Linked DNA regions of Homo sapiens: region 2 is linked to region 1. Evidence: chromatin loops called from intact Hi-C (ENCODE). Cell type or tissue: IMR-90. All regions are shown on one strand. Each heading gives the region's core, and the rest is flanking DNA. Links, peaks and the distances in the headings are about the cores only. Region 1 overlaps LOC101927450 (a long non-coding RNA gene). Region 2 overlaps TLE4 (TLE family member 4, transcriptional corepressor).

The links. Peaks named below come from ENCODE experiments on the same cell type or tissue, not always from the same donor. Only the 100,000 strongest peaks of a DNase experiment are listed, where the experiment ranks them.
Region 2: it touches region 1 in a loop (2.8-fold over the local background); 2 of 110 quality-filtered maps call a loop at or near these places.

The regions. Positions count from the first base shown.
Region 1 is chr9:79,125,380-79,135,879 of GRCh38, reverse strand. It overlaps LOC101927450 (a long non-coding RNA gene), which reads left to right. Exons shown (of 5, transcript NR_109771.1): 5 at 1-458. Among named protein-coding and RNA genes, the nearest start is that of LNCARSR, 440 kb to the left of the region's middle. In IMR-90, for the core only: a CTCF peak has its summit at 5,807 (motif pointing left); a DNase peak (open chromatin) is centred at 5,799.
Region 2 is chr9:79,689,675-79,700,174 of GRCh38, reverse strand. The region is part of intron 8 of TLE4 (TLE family member 4, transcriptional corepressor); the gene reads right to left. Among named protein-coding and RNA genes, the nearest start is that of TLE4, 120 kb to the right of the region's middle. In IMR-90, for the core only: no CTCF peak of the experiment used is centred there; a DNase peak (open chromatin) is centred at 5,284.

The DNA of each region.
Region 1 (10,500 bases), core at 1,108-9,107:
TGGTGCTTCCAGGAGCCTAGAAGGACAAGTTGACTAAGACACATGGTGCATTAGGAAGCAATGAAGCAATTCATTACGGCTACAGAGAGAGTCTGCTCTGGAGACAAGAATTCTTATCTAAAGCACAAAATACTCTCGATTCTATTTGCTGTTCTGCTACTGATTTACTATGAGATCTGTAACAAATAATCTCAATTCATTTGTAACTTAGATTTCCGTCTGTAAAATGGAAATGACCCAACATATGTGATTTTTTTAAAATCCTAGGGCAGTGATTGCATTTGCAACCCATTCTTGCCAAAGAGAAATTCGGAAGCACACTTCAAGGAACTAAGTTCAGTGATAATCACACTTGATTGATTTTCAGTACTGTCACAGTTTGAGAACTATTTATTGCCCTGATTTGCTCTTTTCTCTGCCCTGTATTAAAGATCTTGCATGACAGTTGATCCATGAAATCTTCTTTGGTCTTTGCTTAACATTAAAATTTTCCCTTTACTTCTTAATGATAGCAAGCTCTATTTCACTCTACATGGTATTACACATCCCACTCAGCTCAAAATCCCACTTAATAGGCATGCTCACAATATTTAACCTCAATTGTTGCAAAATAATTACTGGTTGGTTCTGACAAGCAGGATTTATCTTGGAGATCATGTCACAAATTCCAATGGAAAGGTTGCCTTCCAAAGTCATGGCTATTCTCAGGTGACTACTGGTCCAGCCCATTACCTATTTTGCACACTTGGTCTTTCCACATGAAAAATACAACCTCAGACCTTCTCAGGCCATCTTGATCAGAAGTGTTTTGGAGCCATCAGTCCCTGAAGAAGCAAATGCTATCAAGTATGATAAAGCCCGGTCGCTAATAGAGTAGCCATCTATTCTGCAGCAAGTGGCAGAGCAGAATCTTAACCCTCTCATTCTCCCCATGTTATGTAAGAGGCAAGGTAATGAGCTGTGGGGGGTGAGCATAGCAGGAATTCTGTAATCAAGCCACAAGGGGGCAGGGAAACACGCCCACTTGCCACCTCAGCCCGGAGAACTTGGTGTGAGCTGTATTTTGATAGCCTTGTTTGTTTCCACGGCTATCTGAAGAGCATACTAATAAGTGTTGTCACAGAAGAAGGGGAAGATGGGATTAAATACCAGGGAAAGTCATTAAAATGAAAGAATGGGATAAGCCTCACAACTATTTCCAAAGCTTAGCTATTTCCTGTCCAAAGGCAAGTTCGATTTATTTTGTAAAAGATGAGTGAAATGAAGGAAAAAGCATGCTTATTCCCTAGGTGCCCTGTATTAGCCAAATCCTGCTAACAGTGAAGAGTTTGATCAGATGAATTACTAGGTGCCTCATAACCCTTTTCTCTTAAATACACAAAACTCATCTAGTTATTTTTAGAGGAGTCCTGTGTATATTTCTTAGCACACAAACTCACTGCTTCTAACTACAGCAAAACCAACAGGAAAAAATGCAACTGGATTCTTACAGGAAGACCAGGCAGAGCCTAGCTACCATGGTTGATGGAGTGGCACTTACTGGGGAAAAGCTTGACTCTTGACTTCTTATGACCAAACTAGCTAGGTATATGTCATAAGTATCTCACCTTGATTGTGGGAATTTTTTGTTATTTATGAAAAATGCAATAGGACAAGTTCAGTGCCATTAGTAAAGATTATGAATTCCAGGATAGAACCATATCCATTGTTTTTTTGGTATGTGTTAATTTTTTTATATTTAATTATAAAATAATTTAAAATAGAATAGAGAAATAATGAACACTTATGAATTCTTCACCCAAAATTAACAGACAGATACTAACAATTTGCTAGATGGATTGCTCCACAGCTGCATTCCCCTAAAAAAAAAAAAAAGAAACAATATTTATGGCTACAGCTAAAGTCCCCTACCTGTCTCTTTTTCTCCTCTCTCCTTTGCTTTCCAAAGGAAACCAGTCCCTAACTTGGTGAATATTATTCCTATTCAAGGAAATGTCTACAGCAAAAACATGGGCATTCTGGATAGCAGAATGGATAAATAGACTGATTTACCCATGAAAAGGAATACAATTTAGTAGTCAAATATAGATAGACTTAAAAAAAAAAAAACACTAAATGGAAAAAGTCACAAAAGGATGCAAAAAGTATATCACTTATGTAAATTTTAAAAACACATGACATTAATGTAAATCATTTATGAATACCTACATATGTAGCAACAAATGTGGATGTGTTTATTTTTCAGTACCATGTTAAATTTTCCCTTATTTAATGTGTGTGCTCTGCATAGCTGTTATGTACTCTGATAGGTATTGGGAGGATCAAACTTGTGTGACTGGGGATCCCTACCCCACCCTGTAATGTGGATGTGGACAGGAAGATTACTGCCGTAACCTATGGAGAGACTACTGTCCATATTAGAAAGTGGAAAGTGGCCGGGCGCGGTGGCTCACGCCTGTAATCCCAGCACTTTGGGAGGCTGAGGCGGGCGGATCACGAGGTCAGGAGATCGAGACCATCCTGGCTAACACGGTGAAGCGCCGTCTCTACTAAAAAATACAAAAAAAAAAAAAAAAATTAGCCAGCCTTGGTGGCAAGCACCTGTAGTCCCAGCTACTCGGGAGGCTGAGGCAGGAGAATGGCGTGAACCCAGGAGGCGGAGCTTGTAGTGAGCCGAGATCGCGCCACTGCACTCCAGCCTGGGCGACAGAGCAATACTCCGTCTCAAAAAAAAAAAAAAAAAAGTGGAAAGTAACATGAAAGATAAAAATTAGTCATTGTATCAGTAAGGTGGCATCTCACAGAGATTTAAACAAGTCTACCAAATAATGTAGTATTCAATAACTGTTGCTGATTATTGTTATGCCATTTAACAGATGAGAAAACTGAGGCTTGGCTAAATGAAGTAATATATCTCAAATCAGTGTGAGCAAGGGGCAGAGCCAGGATTGAAACCTGCATTTTTCTGACTCCAGAGTGGCCCTCTTGACTACATCTTATTACACTAATTGGACCTCCTTACTGTGAAAAAGGAGGGCTTTTCTGTTGTCAAAAAAAAAAAAAAAAAATTTAAAATAAACCTCTCCGGACTAAAGATAACACTGTAGGGACAGAAATAAGATCAATGGTTGCCCAAGATTGGGCTTGGGGATGGTGAAGTTTGACTACAAAGGATTGTCAGAGATTTTGGGGGTTAGTGAACATTTTCTATGTCTTGATTGTGCTGGCATTCATGTCAAAAGTCATAGAACTGTACATCTAAAAGGATGGATTTTACCGTATGTAAATTATAACTCAATAAACCTGACTTTAAAAACAAAAATGGAAAAAAGAAAACCCAACAAACAAAAATCTTCAAAGGCTTGTGGATAAATACCTTGTTCTGCGTGCAAAGGCACTTTTCTTTTTACCACTGTTGACAATTTATTCCCACTAAAAAGTTAGAGGAAAATTTCAGGGAAAAGTCCTAGGTCAGTGCACACAAAGTCAAATAAAAACTTTATAGTCTGTTTCCACTGCAGCTTCTGTTTGATAAACCAAGTAAGCTGTGCCTGCATTAAGCAAGACCTTTTCTTTTGCTGAAGGTGGAAGGGAGAGGTCCTCTGAGAAGCCCTGCTATGTTATCCAGGGAACCCTTCCTGTTGAGTGAGCCTCAGGTGTTCACACTGTTACTGCCCTAGAGGAGTGAGGCTCCCTAAGCTCCCAGGATCTCTGACACACCTGAGCTGCTCTCTACCCAGACCACCTCTTGGCGCTGTCCCTGCAGACTGCGCATGGGAAAGCATATGTGTTTGGGGAAAAAGGAAGCCTCTCTAATCTGCAGCCTGACTATCTGAGAGCAGCCCTCGAATCCTGGCAGCTTAGATTCTCTGATGATTACTGGGACAGAGGCAGAAAGACAATGTGGGAAGCAGTTTAATCAAGGCAGTTGAGGAGCTATCACCACAGAATAAAGCCATCCGCTGTGTAGCTCTGGACTTTTGGTCTTCCTCCCTGAAAGCTGCATTTCCTTGTAATTCTGGTTTGAGGAGTCACAGCTATTCTTTGAGTCAGTTGTAGAACGCAGCGGGATAAGACATTAACAAGCTTAAAAGGTATTACCTGCCTTGCCTTACCAGGAGGTTTGCAAAGACTGTAGGGGTTTCAGTAGCTCTTGTACTTTCCTGAGGGAATTAGTTAAAATTGCCAAGGTGGAAAGTATTGATTTAGATTAATCTCACTTTGCCAAGCAGGAGAGCCTCATTACTCTGATTGGCTGACCTAACCATGCTGCCCTTCTTGCTCCAGGAAGGGGTGAATGGGGGCAGGAAGCTTCTGGTTCATAGCTCTTGATGGATAAGTAACATAGGTCATTATCAGCCTTTTGTGAAACCTGTAAATGGCATAGAATGAGCTTGGAGGGCTAAGCCAATGGGAGGGGTGGCGAACTATGACATCCACCATCCTCAGCATGACAAGAAACCCTGAAAAGGAATATGCAAATACCATGTCATCTGAGTGCATTCATTCTTCCCGGGTTCTCTTCAAATAATGACCAGCTGATGTTTTAGGTCCAGATAAAACCAGCTGGAAAAAAGCATTCTTTACAGATGGTAAAAGTCTTTATTTGTTGCAAAGAGGAAAACAACTACAACCACAAATGGGACTTCTTATAATTGATTCTAAATGACAGTTTGCTGTTCTAGGCTTTATGAACCATCTCTATACTAAAAGTAGAAGGGATGCCCCTTTCAGGGAAAGCAAATTATTGGAAATAGAACCCTAAAATAGTGTTTCTCAAACATAAGGGTGCAACCAAATCATCTATAGACCTATTAAAATACAGACTCTGACTTAGCAGATGACGATTCTGCATCTCTAACAAGCTTCCAAGTGATGAAACTGGTCTAGGGAACATACTGTGAGTAGTAAGGCCTTAAAAGAGATATATAATACATGAAAAACTATTTGCAAACTAAAGGCCCTGAACCATGCAAATTACTCAAATTATTCAACATAGCATATATATTCACTTTCAGTTTCCAGTCATATTTTGTTAAGACTTTGTATCAAATTTCTTTCCCTTTTGCTTATCTGATCATCTATGGACAGCCACCAGGCTGCCTGGCACAGCACAAGGAACCTAAAATGGTCTTTGCTGGTCATGGACTCCACATTTACTCTGAGATGTCTGGTTTTGTTTTGTTTTGTTTTGTTTGTTTGTTTGTTGTTTTTCCTGATCATGAGGAAAATTTACAATGACCTCACTTTCCTAAATGCATACAGGCATTTATGCCATCATTGTTGCTTTTTGTCCCCAAATTAGAATCAGTTTCTCTCCAAATCTTGGAAATGCTTGCCTCTATAGAAATCTGTTTTTGAGAAAGTGCTATAAAAATAATGTGGTTATTTTGTCTGAATCCATTGGAACTCTACTCTACGTACCTGAACATGGAGTACCCCGATGAAGACATGGACATGAACAATTAAAAACCCCACGAAACTAAAACCACCAATCTTTTGTTTATTTACCAAGCAATTGACAAGCTATGCAAACAGATAACTCTAAAAGATTTTTAAAATTTGTATAAAATTGTTAATAGGTACTATTTCCAGGCATAATTACATATTTTAAATAGAAAGAGAAGAGGTGGGTGTTTCTGAAATCTTGAGCAACAACTGGACCCATTTTTAGTGATTTAGACACACATAATTAGCAGTTTAATTTCCTCTGTGGCTAAGTTAGTCCTAAGATTTCATCTAATAACAGGCACAATTTTATAGCCAGAAGCAAGTTTCCAGAGCCAGCTTCAGCTCAGCACTGCCCTCTGCCGTTTTCCAACCAATTTACGCTGCTCTGCTCAGGGTAAAAGCATCAGAATTGCAAATTGCAATTGGGCTGCACAAAAATTAATTGTGAGAGAAATGGAGAAGTATAATTCATTTAAAACTCTCTTTAACGAGGCTTTTATTTTTAGCTGAACAACAACAAAAAAGCATGAAAGATTATATTCCGAACCGCCTTTTTTCTGGTCTCTCAGATAATACTCATTATCATATTAGCCTTGAAGCTGGTTTCCCCTTCACACCACTTAGCACAATTAAAGATTATGTTGAATATTTCTATGCAAAGAATGGCCCCAAAGAACTGTTGCTCAAAACAGCAGTTGTTACCCCTTAAGTAGTCAAACTAAGCATGATATGTTTTATGTCTGGCAAGCCCAATTTTGGCTTTAATTCCAAATCTCTTTATGCAATTATATTTTAATGGGAAAATAAAGTTTCTTCTATGCCTAGAGGGCCAGTCCCTTTGTGTTAACACTGAGTGCGACTGACCACCAAGAGTGGAAATGTGTCCTGAAGGTTCCTGCTAATGAGCTGACAAATGTCAAAGCTGTTCTGTTCCAAGTCTGTCCTCCTAGCCTTCTCTTTTCATCAGGATGGGGAGATTTGACAATTATATCAGTCTTTTTATTCAAAATTCAGAAAGGGCTATGTGCTGTGTGCAGAAATGCTATCATTATGTTACAGAAAGTTGTTGCTTAAAATAAGAATCTGAAGAATTTACTAGGATATGGAGAAAACAAATGAATATTCTCATTGGAAATGCAGGTAGACTGAAAGCCCAAAAAGCAATGGCAGCCCAGTGCATTGAAGCTACACGACCTGTGTCCTTCTGTGTGTCCTGCTAGCTAGCTCCAACAAGATTAGCCGGGCTGAGATGCTGTAGATAAAATATCCATGCCACCAGAGTCTTTTACCGGAATTTATAAAGTTTTAACTTAAGTGAAGGCTGGGGTTCATATGTCAGCTCTGGTGCTGTATTAGCTCTGTGGTTTGATCTGGAGAAACTTTCTTCTACTTCCTAAGTCTCAGTTTGCTCATCTGTAACATCAAGGTGATAACCTGACTCATCTAACATGGTTGTTATGAGGTTTCAATTATAATAGATACCTTGTGAACACACATGGAGATGGGCACCCTAAATTTTCATGGATTCTGAATGGTAGGTACAACAAGACAGCTAGGAGAGGGATGCTGGAACAGAGGTAAACAAAGAGCAGACTCATCTCTCTGACAGTAGCTGAGATCCTGGGCTTTCTGGTGCCCAGGCCTGGATTTAAATCCCAGATCCACCATTTTTGATGACCTTGGGAATGTTCCAAGAACAGACTTGGAACAGAACAGTTTTGGCATTTCTCAGCACCTTAGCAGGAATCTTCAGGACAGTTTCAAAGGAAACTCAGTGCTCTCATCTATAAAAGAGGGTTAATGGTGATTCCAACTCATAGCATTATTGTGTACAACACAAGAAAAGTCATCACCCTAGGGCCTTATTCACCTGAAGTGTGTCAACAAGTAGGAGATGTTAGTATGGAAGGAAGCTGGTTTGGGGACCCTTGGAATTGAACAATGAGAACACTTGGACACAGGAAAGGGAACATCACACACCGGGGCCTGTTGTGGGGTGGGGGAAGTGGGGAGGGATAGCATTAGGAGATATACTTAATGTTAATGACGAGTTAATGGGTGCAGCACACCAATATGGCACATGTATACATATGTAACAAACCTGCACGTTGTGCACATGTACCCTAAAACTTAACGTATAATTAAAAAAAATGGCATCCTGATAATTTTGTGTAGGGGAAAAATACTAAAATGCTGAAATATTTTTACCTCCCACATTTTCTGCAGCTTTAGAATAAAGTTTTATTTCTCTTATTTCAAAAAATAAAAGAAATATCGTGACAACATTTTGGTTGCCTTTATGTCCTTGCATAGCATAGCTAAATGTTCTAATCACGATTTCTCTGTTTTAGTTCATAATAAGGTTAGCTATATTTCATCTAACAGGTTAATAGTGGCAAAGAGAAACGAGCTGCTTAGGGAAAAAGTCTGATCTGAAGATCTAGAAAATCTGCCAGTGTCTGTAGAGCTGTGTTAGGCTCTATGCCCAGTGGCTAAGGAAGAATCTTTACAGCTGGTTTACAGAATTCTTTGGATTCACAACAATGACCTTGACTATTATCACCTCATATTTTCCTCCTCTTTTAAAGGGCAATGACCCAACGAATTTATAGCTCTGATTCTGGGACAACCAAGAAGGAAGTACCTTGCTTCAAGCTTTTGTCTGGCATCTGGTACCAATGCGACTTAAGGAACAATTAAGAAACCTCCTGGGAGGAAGCGGAGCTGCCCATTTTCCTGCACTGCCTCCTTCACTGTAGTGTATTCCCAGCAGAAAAATAAGAGATGGAGAGAGACTTTCAGGCTGGCCAAGTTTTAGAGGGCCAACAAATGGTACTTTTCTGTGCGGCCGGAGTTTTAAACCAATTAAGAAACAGATGTGGAACAGACAGATGGAGATCAAAATATTAGCTTTGTGAGAGGTCAGAGCTGAATTGGCGATATGGCATTAGATCTATGCCCATATGGGCTTTCTGGTACTTCAGCTCAGAAAAAGATGGACATACCAATCAGGGACAGAGTTAAACCACCCACCTCCAAGCCCTGATACCATGTCTGAGGGCAGACCAGCACTAAAGCCCTGCACCCAGGCAGGTGTGGGAAGAGGGAAAGGGAAGGGCTGGAGTCAGGCTTTTCCTGCTGATTTTAGAACTCTCATCACTCAGATCATCACTGTTCTTCTTGCTGGTATCAGTGAGTGAGGGGTGCAGCAAGAGACACCTGTGTTACTCCTAGTTCAGGGGTTTACATTTTAATGTGCTATGCCCTCCTTCCGAGTCCAGTGAAGCCTCTGGTCTTCTTCCAAGGATTCATGTTTAAATACAGAAAATAAAATATATAGACTTGCAAAGGAAATCAATTATGATAAAATGCAGTTATCAAAATATTTTTTAAATTTTGAGATACAGTAATACCTGTCTTTCTCTAACACCTTAATAATAATGTCTGGCAGCAGGCCTAATAATGATTATAATTTCAAAGTAGTAATAAGCGTTAGTGGTATTTTCAGATATCTGCAACCCCTAAAATGTGGCAGAAAAATATCTCTGATTTCTATTGGCAACATAAACTGCTACATGCCACTCTGGTTTGTGGCCCACCTTCATAATGGAAGAAAATGTTAAATTTTGGTTAGAGGTTAGTGAAAATAAAAATGGATTTTTTTTCCTCATTCAAGCTTATGAACATTTAGTGTCTTAGTCAGTTTGGGCTGCTATAACAAAATACAATAGACTGGGTGACTTATAAACAATAGAAATGTATTTCTCAGAGGTCTAGAGCTTGAGACATCTAAGATCAAATTGTAGGCAAATTTAGTGTCTGGTGAGGGCCTGCTTCCTGGCTCTTCCATGGCCATTTTCTTGCTCTGTCTTCATGTGGTGGAAGGAGCAAGGGATCTCTCTGGGGTCTGTTTTTTTTTTCTTTTTTTCTTTTGAGACAGAGTCTCACTCTGTCACCCAGGCTGGAGTATGGTGGCACGATCTCGGCTCACTGCAACCTCCACCTCCTGGGTTCAAGTGATTCTCCTGCCTCAGTCTCCCAAGTAGCTGGAACTACAGGCATCCGCCACCACACCTGGCTAAGTTTTGTATTTTTAGTAGAGACGGGGTTTCACCATATTGGCCAGGCTGGTCTCAAACTCCTGATCTTGTGATCCACCCGCCTCGGCCTCCCAAAGTGCTGGAATTACAGGGGGCCTCTTTTATAAGGACATTGATCCCATTCATAAGGTCTTCACCCCCATGACATAATCATCTCCCAAAGGCCCCACCTCCTTAGACTACCACATTGGGAATTAGGATTTCAATATATGAATTTTGGGGAGACGCAAATATTCAGTCTATAGCATCCAGGTAAAGTATACCTTAAGAACCACTTGAAATCAGTGGTTCTCAAATTTGAGCGTGCATCAGAATCACGCAGAGGGCTTAAAACCACATATTGCTGGGCCCCATTTCCAGAGCACCCGAATCTGTAGGTCTGGGTTGGAGCCTGAACATGAATATTTCTTACAAGGCTCAGATGATGGAGATGCCGCTGGTCTAGGAACTCCACTTGGAGAACACTCTTCTACATGAAAGCCCTCCACATAGAAGCATTTAGCATGGTGAATGTGTTCTTTGCTGAACAAATCCCTGGCACCTCAGGGATTTCTCACCTGGTTTTTAGGCCTAGTAGACAGAATCCAGACGGATATCATTACCATTATTGTCACATTACACACACAATTTCAAAAGCCAGCTCAAATCTCACCTCTTCCTCAAAGCTTTCCTTATGACTTCATGCACAGTGACCTTTCCCATCTCTTAAATCCTCTAAAACTCTTCATTTCTCTCTCGAGCCCTTGGGAATCTAGAGTATTGTCTTGCTCATCTTCGTTTCCTATAGGGTATTCCTCTTCCCCTAACTGGAGTGTATTCCTTATGGATAATTCGTTCCTATACTAACACTAAAATTCTCCATGATGCCTTGTGCATGGAAGGATTTGGGATGTCCTTGTTGATTACGTGGTCTTGTGAACCCACAGTTAAGTTCACCCAGTCAATTGTA
Region 2 (10,500 bases), core at 835-8,834, 560 kb before region 1:
ACCATTCTCAGCCCCACGGGCTGCTTTGAAGACCAAGAAAAATAATCCACATAAAGTACAACGCGCAGTCCCAGGCACATAGCCTAGCCCCTCAACAGTGCAACTTAGTCCTATCACTGTATACTGGACTCCAGTTGATTCTACTTACTTTAGAGATTGGGATGGTGACCTAGTGTGGATCTTCTATTTTAAACCTTATGTTAGGTCTTTTCTAGACATTTGTGTAGGACTTCCCCCAGCATAGATATTCTGATGCCCCATAATTATAGGGTTTTAATATGCTACTATTCACCAAAACTTTTCTCCTTTCAACAATCACGATAAGGTTTTGGTTCAATACTGCACAGAGGCAAGACTGCAAATACCATCTCCACAATGGACTTTCTAATTTGATTTCAAATGCACACCATGCCAATTTTGCTTTCCATTCACACAGGTGCAGTGCTTAGACTTCCCTGCCCATAGACGATAACAACCAGAAAGAACATGCTAAAGGTCGCATGGAAACCATGATCAAGCAGCCTAAAACTCATTCGTTATGGCTTGTTTGCTCATCAGCTATGGCCTTCAAAAATCGTATCCACACGGTACAAAAGGGTAAATCAGTTTTCAAACAGATAAATGGGATAATGAGGAGTCAGAAGGTACCACTAAAATATGTCAAGGGTAATTGCAAGTCCTGGTTTGCCCTTTCTACACCTGTTGTCCAGACTTCCCTTCACTCTCAAAAATGGCCAAGTTTAGACGATAAATTATAGTTACTCTTAACTATAGTTCAGTCACTATAGGAATTCTCAAACATTAATCAGAGTCAGGGACGATTCAAGTTGAGTTTGTTTTTGGTGATGGGGACAGGGGTGGAGGCACAGAAGACAGAAAGCTGAAGAAGGCCCCTGTAGATCCTTTACTGATGCCATAACCAAAGTCCTCAATCATATTTTCCTCTGCAACCCCTTAGAAAAGCAAAAGACCCATGTCAAAAATAAAAATGAACACTGGTGACTCTATAGTCATGAATCATCCAAAGAGTTGATCATGTTCACCAGACCACAAAGCACTGTATTTCTGTTTTTTTGGAACTACTTTGAGTAAGTTTGGAAAGTAATATCCTGAATAAACCTACGTACATCAAACTACTGTTGTACCATAACCCAGCTAGTTCTGCTTGGATTTTATTGTACAGAATTACACAAAATGTTTATTTTCCCATTCATTGAGCTCTTTATAACTGATAAAACATTTTAACATATTATTATCTCATTTACAGGGAAACCACCAGGATATACATATATATATATATATGTATATATATATAAGAAATAATCCTCAATTGGAAAAAAGTAAATATAAAACCTTTAAAATGAAAATTACTTGGTCAAAATGCACAAGTCTCACATACTAACACATAACACATGTAAATTTATGTAAATGAACTTAAAATTTATAGCATGCTGGTGGTAAAAAACTTGAATATAGTAGAGCTCTGACTGAGCCAGTCACTGGTGTCAGTTTACTGCTCATCACAGTAAGAGGTTTTTCTTTTTTATAACCTGCTTGATTAAGGAAGTCATTAAAAGCACAATCTGTATAAAACTCTCACAGAACTTGCTTTTTTCAAATTAACATAAATCAAAACTCACCTTCAAAAATGACTGGGACTTTCTAAAGCCCTGCCCTTGTTAAAAGAAGATTTAATATAATCTCCATATAAAGTAATGAATCTATTCTTAACAAATGTTTCACCTTCTGTAACATTTCATGAACAATATATTCTTTAAAATGTTCTATTGTTTTTGTCTCTGCTTCTCTACTGGTAAGAGAAACCTGGATCAAGGTAAATTTCTTTTGCAGGTAATCAAAATATTATCAAACCAGAGGAACCAACAGTCAGAAGAATAACAGAAGAGAGGCAGTGTCTACAATGGTTATGCTACAGGTATAAAAGTCAGACAGCCTTGGGTTCAAGACCAGGCTGTAACACTTGCTATGTGACCTTGGGAAAATTCATGAACCTCTTTAAGCTTCCATTTCTCCAGTAGGTAAGACGAGGGTGTTAGCAGCACTTCCTTGTAAGTTGCCATAAGGATAAAGAAGAATTCAACCTAGCATCTAGTACTAGTAAGCCCCCATAGACAGCTATTCCCTTTTGGCAAATGTGGAAACAACCGCATATTTTTTGTCTGCTTATGGACTCATTCAACAAGTATTTAACCCACTAAGTACAGAAACACATGAAATGTCTTGAATAAAATATTAATACACACCTTGAAGAATGAAATATACACCTTGTTTTTCAGTAGGGCTCCTTGAGTCAAAATACTTAGGATACAAAAGTATTACATATTTTTTTCTTCATGTGTAGTAGAAAATACAGCACTTCAATATTAATTCATTCATGTTCTGTTTTCATGGCCTCAGCATTATGTATTGCTTGGTCAGTATAAAACGCTCTAATAATTTATAAGATATCAATAAAATTGATTTTAAATTAGAACATTATCTTAATGTCCTCTCGGGGGTTTCTTCACTGTTGCTTCCTCTTCCTGGAATAAAGCTATTGGCTCCACCCCAGAAATTTCATTGAACACAGTTACTTTAGCTGACAAACTGAGCTGCTGGGACATGATGCTTTGATGCCAAAGACACAGGGTTGATTCTTATGTAGGGAGCTTAGTTGCCCTCTCTTGAAAGCTAGTCTGCATGTGGTGCAAGTGTTGGGCCACACAAGGAAGAAAGTAGATGAATGAGTTGGAACAAGTACAACCCCTCACCACTGATGGAGAGAAGAATCCAAAGTACAAGCTGAATTAATCAAGTAATCCCTCTCCTGATCATTAGAGATGGCATGGTATTAACAGTCTAACAGAAATTGTAATAAAAATTGCCAACTGCATACAACTTTGTATTGTGTTCATCGTTTAAACTACCTATCACCCCAAAGTCATTTCGCACTTTTCAATCCAATGGACCTCCTCAAAGTTTGCAAAGTCTAACATTTCTGTGTCCATTTGTTCTCCAGCAAGAATTCTCGCTCTCCTTAATACAAATTCTATAAATCTTGTATGCTAACTCTGTAAATTACAGTTACATGCACTGGCCACTTTCTTCTGGAATTATTTTTTTCAGTATATGACCTGTAAAACATATCATAAACCACTCATTCACCTACTGCTTTATAACCAATGTTACTAAGTCTCACTGGCAAATCTCATGTGGTACATGAGTTTGACTGCCCTAAAAACAAAAGTGGAGAGGGTTGGCAAAAATCTCTTTCCTGGATGTTCACGGAAGGTGCACTGGCTTTATACCTATCCCTGCACTGTGCTCTGTTTTTGAATGAAAATATCAACACAAGCATAACAGCTGCTTTGACAAAGCTGAAGTAGGGTAACAGCTCAGAGAAATAAGTTACTAAGCTTTAGGACTTGGCAAGCTGTATCTTAATGGACCAGAATCTTCATTTTAGTAACTATTAACATTTATTAGAAAAGAAAGTCTTTTCATGTTGCTATTTTTTTTTTCCAGTAAACTGCTTTAATCTATTTGAAAGGCTAAACTTTTTTTTCCAAAGAGTGTTAACTCCACAGATTCTCATATATATTCTTATGTATTCTGTATGCAAATATACTCTATACAATGTCTGAGGGTAATACAACAGGAACAAAGAAAGAAATGACAATATATCAATTTAAAGGAAGGCTGCCTAATAAGTTTTAAGGTCGCTAATCAGGAACTCTGGTCTTCTTCATATCACCACAAAAGGGCTAAACAGTTTTCAATTATCGCTTAACTGATTGGTCTTAAGGGCCTTCATTAAAATATTAAAGTTATTCTTTAGAATGGCGCTGACAGACAGAAATATAATGTGAACCACCTATGTATTTTACACTTTTCGGATAGTCAGATTTTTTTAAATGTATAACAGTAAAATTAACTGTGGTCATCTATTTAATCCAATACTTCAAAAAATACCATGTCAATACACATATTAATATGAAAATTATGTGACATTTTACATTTTTTTTAGTACTAACTGTTCAAAATCTGATGTGCATTTTATACTGACAACAGTACACCTCAATTTGGACTGGCCACATTGCTGCTGCTGAAAAGCCACATGTGGCTTGTGGTTACCATGTCAGACAACACAGGTCTAAAAGTTCTCAGAGTCACAACAGAAATCAACACCCAATAAGACAAACATCTCACACTTGATATAAGTAGCAGGTGTCATCTAGCTCCTGCCCACCTTCTCCAATCTGATCTGAAAATTTCCTTCTCAGAGCATCAGACAACCCAAACGTTTTCATCCTTCAGAGCCTCTGTGCAGACTTCTGCCAAGAACTCTCTTTCCCAGCCTGAGTGGCTAGCATCTTTTCATCTTTTATGTTTCAGCTTAAATGTCACATCTTCAGAAAGGTCTTATCTGTAATGCTATCCAAGGAGCTCCCTCCAGCCGATCTCTAACACACTCCCTTGTGTGCTTCCTTCCCAGCACTGTGGCTGTGGCTACTCTTTTGATTATTTATCTCATCTACTTGACTAGAAGCTCCATGAAGGCAAGGACCACGCCCGTTTGGATCACCACGAAAATCCAGTACTTCGGTGTTTTAATTGACAGCTGCTGAACAAATGAATGGGCACAAAACTTGGTTCTGCTCATGTATGCTTCATGTTACCATATTATGTTCATTATATTAAGATAGGAGATTATGCATTCCTAAAGGTCATGCACTATTGTGTCTTATTTCTTTGCATCCTCAGTGCTTAATATAATGCCTGTAATACAAGAACAGTGGTGTGTGTGTGTGTGTGTGTGTGTGAGATATGCATTTGTAGGCACACCAAAGGAGGGAGGCAGCCTTCAAAAATAGTAATTTTGAAAGTAATAGGGTGACAAGATAATTTTCAGAACTATGTTGAAAAGACAGTTAAAGCTGGTGCCTTTTCACTGCTGCTCTCCTCACCAATCAAGGATGCAGGCCCCTCCCCCAAGGTCAGTGCCCAGTCCTGGCCACTGGGTGGGCATGCAATGAATATTCATTGTTGGATAAATGTATGAAGGCCACCTTTTTAAAAATTGTAATAGAAATTAATCTTTCCTATAAGAGGGAAAGTTTTCAACAGGTTATCCCTTTCCTTGTCTCTCATCACACACTCCTCAGCTGTCTGTGACCACAGGGAAACAAATCTTACTTAAGTCTGACCACTGAAAAGACAGGATTTAAAGGAATCCTGCCTGACAGACCCAGGGAAGAATGCACGCATCAGCAGTTTTTCTGTGCTGCTCATTTAGAGAATAGTGACCCTGGGGAGCTCCTTGAAATGTTTATCCCCCAAGGAGGTATGTGGTAAAAGGAAAAACATCCTTAGTCCTCCCCCCTGCTTTTTTTTTTTTCTGGTTAGTAAGTCACCACACACAGATGATGAAAGAAAAAGCCAAATATAAGGCAGACAGATATAATACTTGTTTTTTAAGGAAGATGTTTACATTGGTTGATATTTAAGTCATAGATGACTACCTGGTGCTTTACGTAAATTTTTATTATGTAAAGCAACATAAAGCATTATTAGTATCAGTTGTGACTGATAGTAACTTCAGTATGCTGAGGAATGAAAATAAATGAGACATAGATACTTAAGAGATACAATTTCAGTTCATTCTACAGAAACGATTTCGAGCTTTCACATGACAACAAGATCTAAGATGCAGGAGACTTTGAGGAAACAAAAAACACTGGAAGAACAGGTTGATTCACCAAGCATGTGCCAAAATTACTCTGGTCTAACCAGACAAGAGCACTCCACTAACCAGTGCTAAAATGTTGAAAGGTAAGTCCAGTTATGATCTAATCTCTCACCCTCCCCCAGCAAAAGATCACAGGTCAGAGAACTAAATTATAAAGGACTGATGAAAAATATCTTAGCTCCATTCTACTTGCCATTTCAGACAATTGTGAGTCCTGGTCTATCGCTCCTGTTTCTCTGACCTTTCCCTCTCCCTCTTTCTCCTTCCATTCGCTTCTCTCTTTTCCGTTCTCCACACTCCCCCCTCCGCCCTTGCCCTGCCAGCAATACCTCTGTCAATACTCTGTCTTGCTGGTGGCACTGTGGGCTAAAGAGGTTGTTGACCCTTATTCTAACATGTCCTTTTAGGTTAATTACTTTTGTATACTTGGTGTACCCAGTGACATTTAATCACTACAGCGCTACTCAGTAAACAGAAATGAATGGAGCCAACTGCAATTTGGCATCAAGCTAAGTGGTGCAGTAATAGCAGCATGCTGAAAATGGACTGCAAGAAAATACTCTCACTCACCACACAGAGAAATGAGGTGAATGCCATTTGATCAATCACTATTTTATTAAAAAGAATGCTAGCTCAGTGATGCGCTTTTGCTATTTAATACTAAATATGGTTCGAAGGACATGATGCACTTTTTAATGCAAGGACAATTCATAAGTGTTTGCTGAACAAATGAAGGAAGATTAAAATAACTCAAAGCAGAGGTACAACTTTTGTGGTTGAGTTTGTCTCTCTCTTTCCATGCATGCACACGTGTGGCATGTGTGCATGCATGTCCCACCGCAGGACAGCTCTCTGCTAACACAGCCAACAGTCTGCTATCTGGTAAGTCTTATGGTTTATAAACTTCCAGGGTATAGTAATTGAAACGCAGAAGATCCCACAACCTAATGCGTACAAGCAAGTATCCAGGAGCATGGGATTAAACAAATGGCATGTCACAGACATTTGAGCCACTGACAACATTTCTAAAACAGATACCCACTGACCTTCCTCCACTGAGAATAGAGAGTAGACTGGAGAGGTTATTAGCAGGCTTGACAGGGCCAGCTAGACCACAGAGGTTGGGTGGGGGAGATTCTGCCTAAGGGTTTTCAATGCTAGCAGGCAGATGGAAAAATGAGTCTTTATTCCTCTATCTGAAGAATAACAACGACTTCACAAGCAGAGATTCACGTTGTAATACCAGAAGAATCCCGTGACATAAGTTGAATAGCTATTCTGTGTTGGTAATGTTTTAGACACTGGAAACACAACAGTGAAAAAGGCACCAGCTTTATAGCCAGCACTGAGATTAGAGAGTAGAGTCTAAAGGGAAGGGAAGGGAATACACATGCACTCATGAGGTTTCAATCCTCAGCTCCAACATTTATCAACTGTGTGACTCCTAGCAAGTTAACCCCTTGGGGCTTTGTCATACCTATAAAACGGAGATAAGGATATTTCGCCTACAGGATTGTCACTGCTATAGTCTGAATGTCTGTGTCCCATCAAAAGTCATATGGTGAAACCTAACCCCTGAGGTGATGGTATTTGGAGGCTGTGCCTTTAAGAAGTGATTGGGTCAGGAGGGTAGAGCCTCAGAAATAAGATTAGCACCCTTATAAAATAGGCCTAGAGAAGCTCCTCTGCCCCTTTCACCATGTAAGGACAGCAAGAAGGCATCATCTATGAATCAGGCACTCATCAAGCATCTAATAGAGGCACCTTGTTTTTAGACTTCCCAGCCCCCAGAACTGTGAGAAATAAATTTCTACTTAAGCTACCCAGTTTATGGTAGTTTATCATAGCACCCCGAACAAACTAAGATAGTCATGACAATTAAACGAGATAACTACATGAAGTGGAGGCATACCGCCCTTCCTTTCATGATTGTTTCTGGGATCTGTCCTAAAAGGCAATGGCCAAGTCTCTGCCAGCAAACCAATCTGGGTAGCAGGAGGCCTGGAGAGCTGCTGTGAATGTCTCCTCTAAGCCTTTGAAAGAGGGTAATGGACACTTTTTCAAGCCTCAGGACCCTGGGGAAAAGCCACTCCACTTCTCCACAGTCAAAATTTCAGACAGCACATTCCAAAGTCTGGGTATCTTCCTGCCCTCCTGGATTGGTGTTCTCTTCAGAAGTCGCGCTCTTCCTCCAACTTGCAGAATTCATGTCAAATGTGCCTTCTAGGGCAACCTTGAGTTACAATGCTAAGTGAAGACTAGGTTTGCATCCTCAACTTCACTGGAATTTGACAAATAATTCTAAAGTGCTCTAAAGTGAGTGGGGCCTCAAAACTAACATGGGGGAGGGGGGCATGCAGACACATAATCCCTTATCAATAACAAAGCAGGAGGGTTATTATATTGAGTCCCCACTATTTGCCAGGCATTCTGCTGGGCCCTAAGGCACTAGAAATACAATTAAGAGGGCGAATGGGGACCTTGTTCTCACAGAGCACTGGTTCTAGTTAAGGGACATTAAAAATCAAGTAAAACAAGCTGCTAATAACATTAATAAAAAATAAAATAAATGCGAATGGCAATGTGTTACAAAGAACATAAGATGCTGAGACTGAGAATAACTAGCAGCCAGGTGGTCAGGAAACGCTTCTGCAAAAAGATGACATTCTGGCTGACACCTGAAGCAAAAGCTGGAGCCAAACCTCCTGACAGCCAGAAGACTGTTCTAGAAAGAGGGAATAACACATGCATAGCTCTGAAGAAGCGGAAAGCTGGCAATGGCACTGGAGCACACAGGAGGACTGGGTGCTGACGTGGAGGGAGCAGGTGGGAGAGCACAGAGGGGTGATGCTGGGAGAAAGGGGGTCCACAGTGTGCAGGCCCAGCACACGGTGAGGTGTGTGTTTTATTCTAAGGGCCACTGAAGGGGACTGTTGAGATGACACACATATCCTAAAAATCATTCAGAGAGGAGGCTCGAATCACAGTAAGAATTTTTAAAGCCCATAAGAACAGAAAAGATTACACTGCCTACCTCCATCCTTTGCAATTAAAAACAACACTAAGTGTACAATATAAACCTTCTGTGTATGCTAACATTAAATAGTAGAATTCTGGTTTCAAAATTCTGAATCAGATCATCAAAGCTGAGTTTTTACCACTTTTGGTGCCCCTACTTTACTCATGCTGTTGGTGTGGGCTAAAGTGGATCTGGCAGGTAACAGAGCCTTGGAGGAGAAATGGGGGGCCAGTAAGGAGCTGTTGCTGTGGTCCAGAGGGAAATGCTGGTGGTTTAGACTGGAGGGCTACTGGGGAAGGGGGAAGAGGATGAATCTGAGACATTAGGATATAAATGAGTGACTCACTTCACACAAATGTGTGTTCCTATGTGAATACAAAATTAGAATGGAATCAAGTTTGTCAATATAATGATGCCATCTTCATGCATTTGCAATAAGATACAGGTTCTTAGTGTAAAAATGGCAGGAATCACCAGGCATGGTGGCTCATGCCTGTAATCTCATTGCTTCGGGAGGCTGAGGCAGGCAGACTGCTTGAGTCCAAGAGTTCGAGACCAGACTGGGCAGCATGGCGAAACCCTGTCTCTACAGAAAATACAAAAAAAAAAAAAAAAAAAAAAAAAAAAGCCAGGAGTGGTGGCACATTCCTATAGTCCCAACTACCTTGTGGGAAGGTTAAAGTGGGAAGATCTCGAGCCTGGGAGGCTGCAGTGAGCAGAGATGGTGCCACTGCACTCCAGCCTGAGTGAGAGTGAGATCCCGTCTAAAAATTTGAAAAAAGAAAAAAAAAAAGAAGCAGGAGTCTTAGGTAACCTAAAAGAATATTCCTATCCTTAGGGAATCAAGGGACTGCAAGATGCGTGTGAACAGTATCCTCCAGGTTTATCAAAGAAGGTGAGAAACAACTAGGAACTTCATAACTACTGATCTAATCAACCAGAATTAAATTTCCACAAAGTGGTACCCAGTACTTAAGACAGATGTTAAAGAATAAATTCTGATCCTTACTCAAAAAACTTAGATAAAGGTTAAGCCATATTTATGTGACCAAGAGAAAACTGAATTGTAAGAGCATAATGAGGCATTAGTAAGAAATGACACTTCACGTTTATGAAGAGGTGAAATTTACCCACTGACACTTCCTATGGGAGGGGTAGACCTGGAACTGCTTGGGAAGAATTAGCATTACTAGGACCCAAATCTGCACTGAGGCTATTTCAAGCATGTGCATGTGAGGTGGCTAGGCTTAGGCTAAGTCTGGAAAGAAAGAGAGGAAGAGTAAGGTATAGAGCAACAAGGACCCCCAAAAGGAGTCTTAAAATCTGGGATGGGGTCATGGTTGGAATGAGACAAATCAGCAAGGAGTAAATAATTCAAAGGACCGGGCAGTGGTTCTAAGGTCTGTCAGGGGATAAGAATCACCTGTGGAGCTTTCAAAAAGCCCCATCTGGAACCCACCCCAGAACAATTAAATCAGACGCTGTCCAGAGAGGGTAGGCTTAAGTAAGTGGCCTGGATACAGGCAATCTTAAAAGCTCCCAGGTGATTCTAAAGTTGACAACCTCTGACCTAAGGCATATTCAGATAATCAACAAGCCACTGTGATTGCTATCAATTACCACTCCTAATCAACTAGACCTGCTTACCTATCAGCACAAGTCACCTTCATCCTTTCTGAGAGCACAATTAGCTCAGCAACAAATCCCAGACTTTCTCTCCCTATAAGCCAGT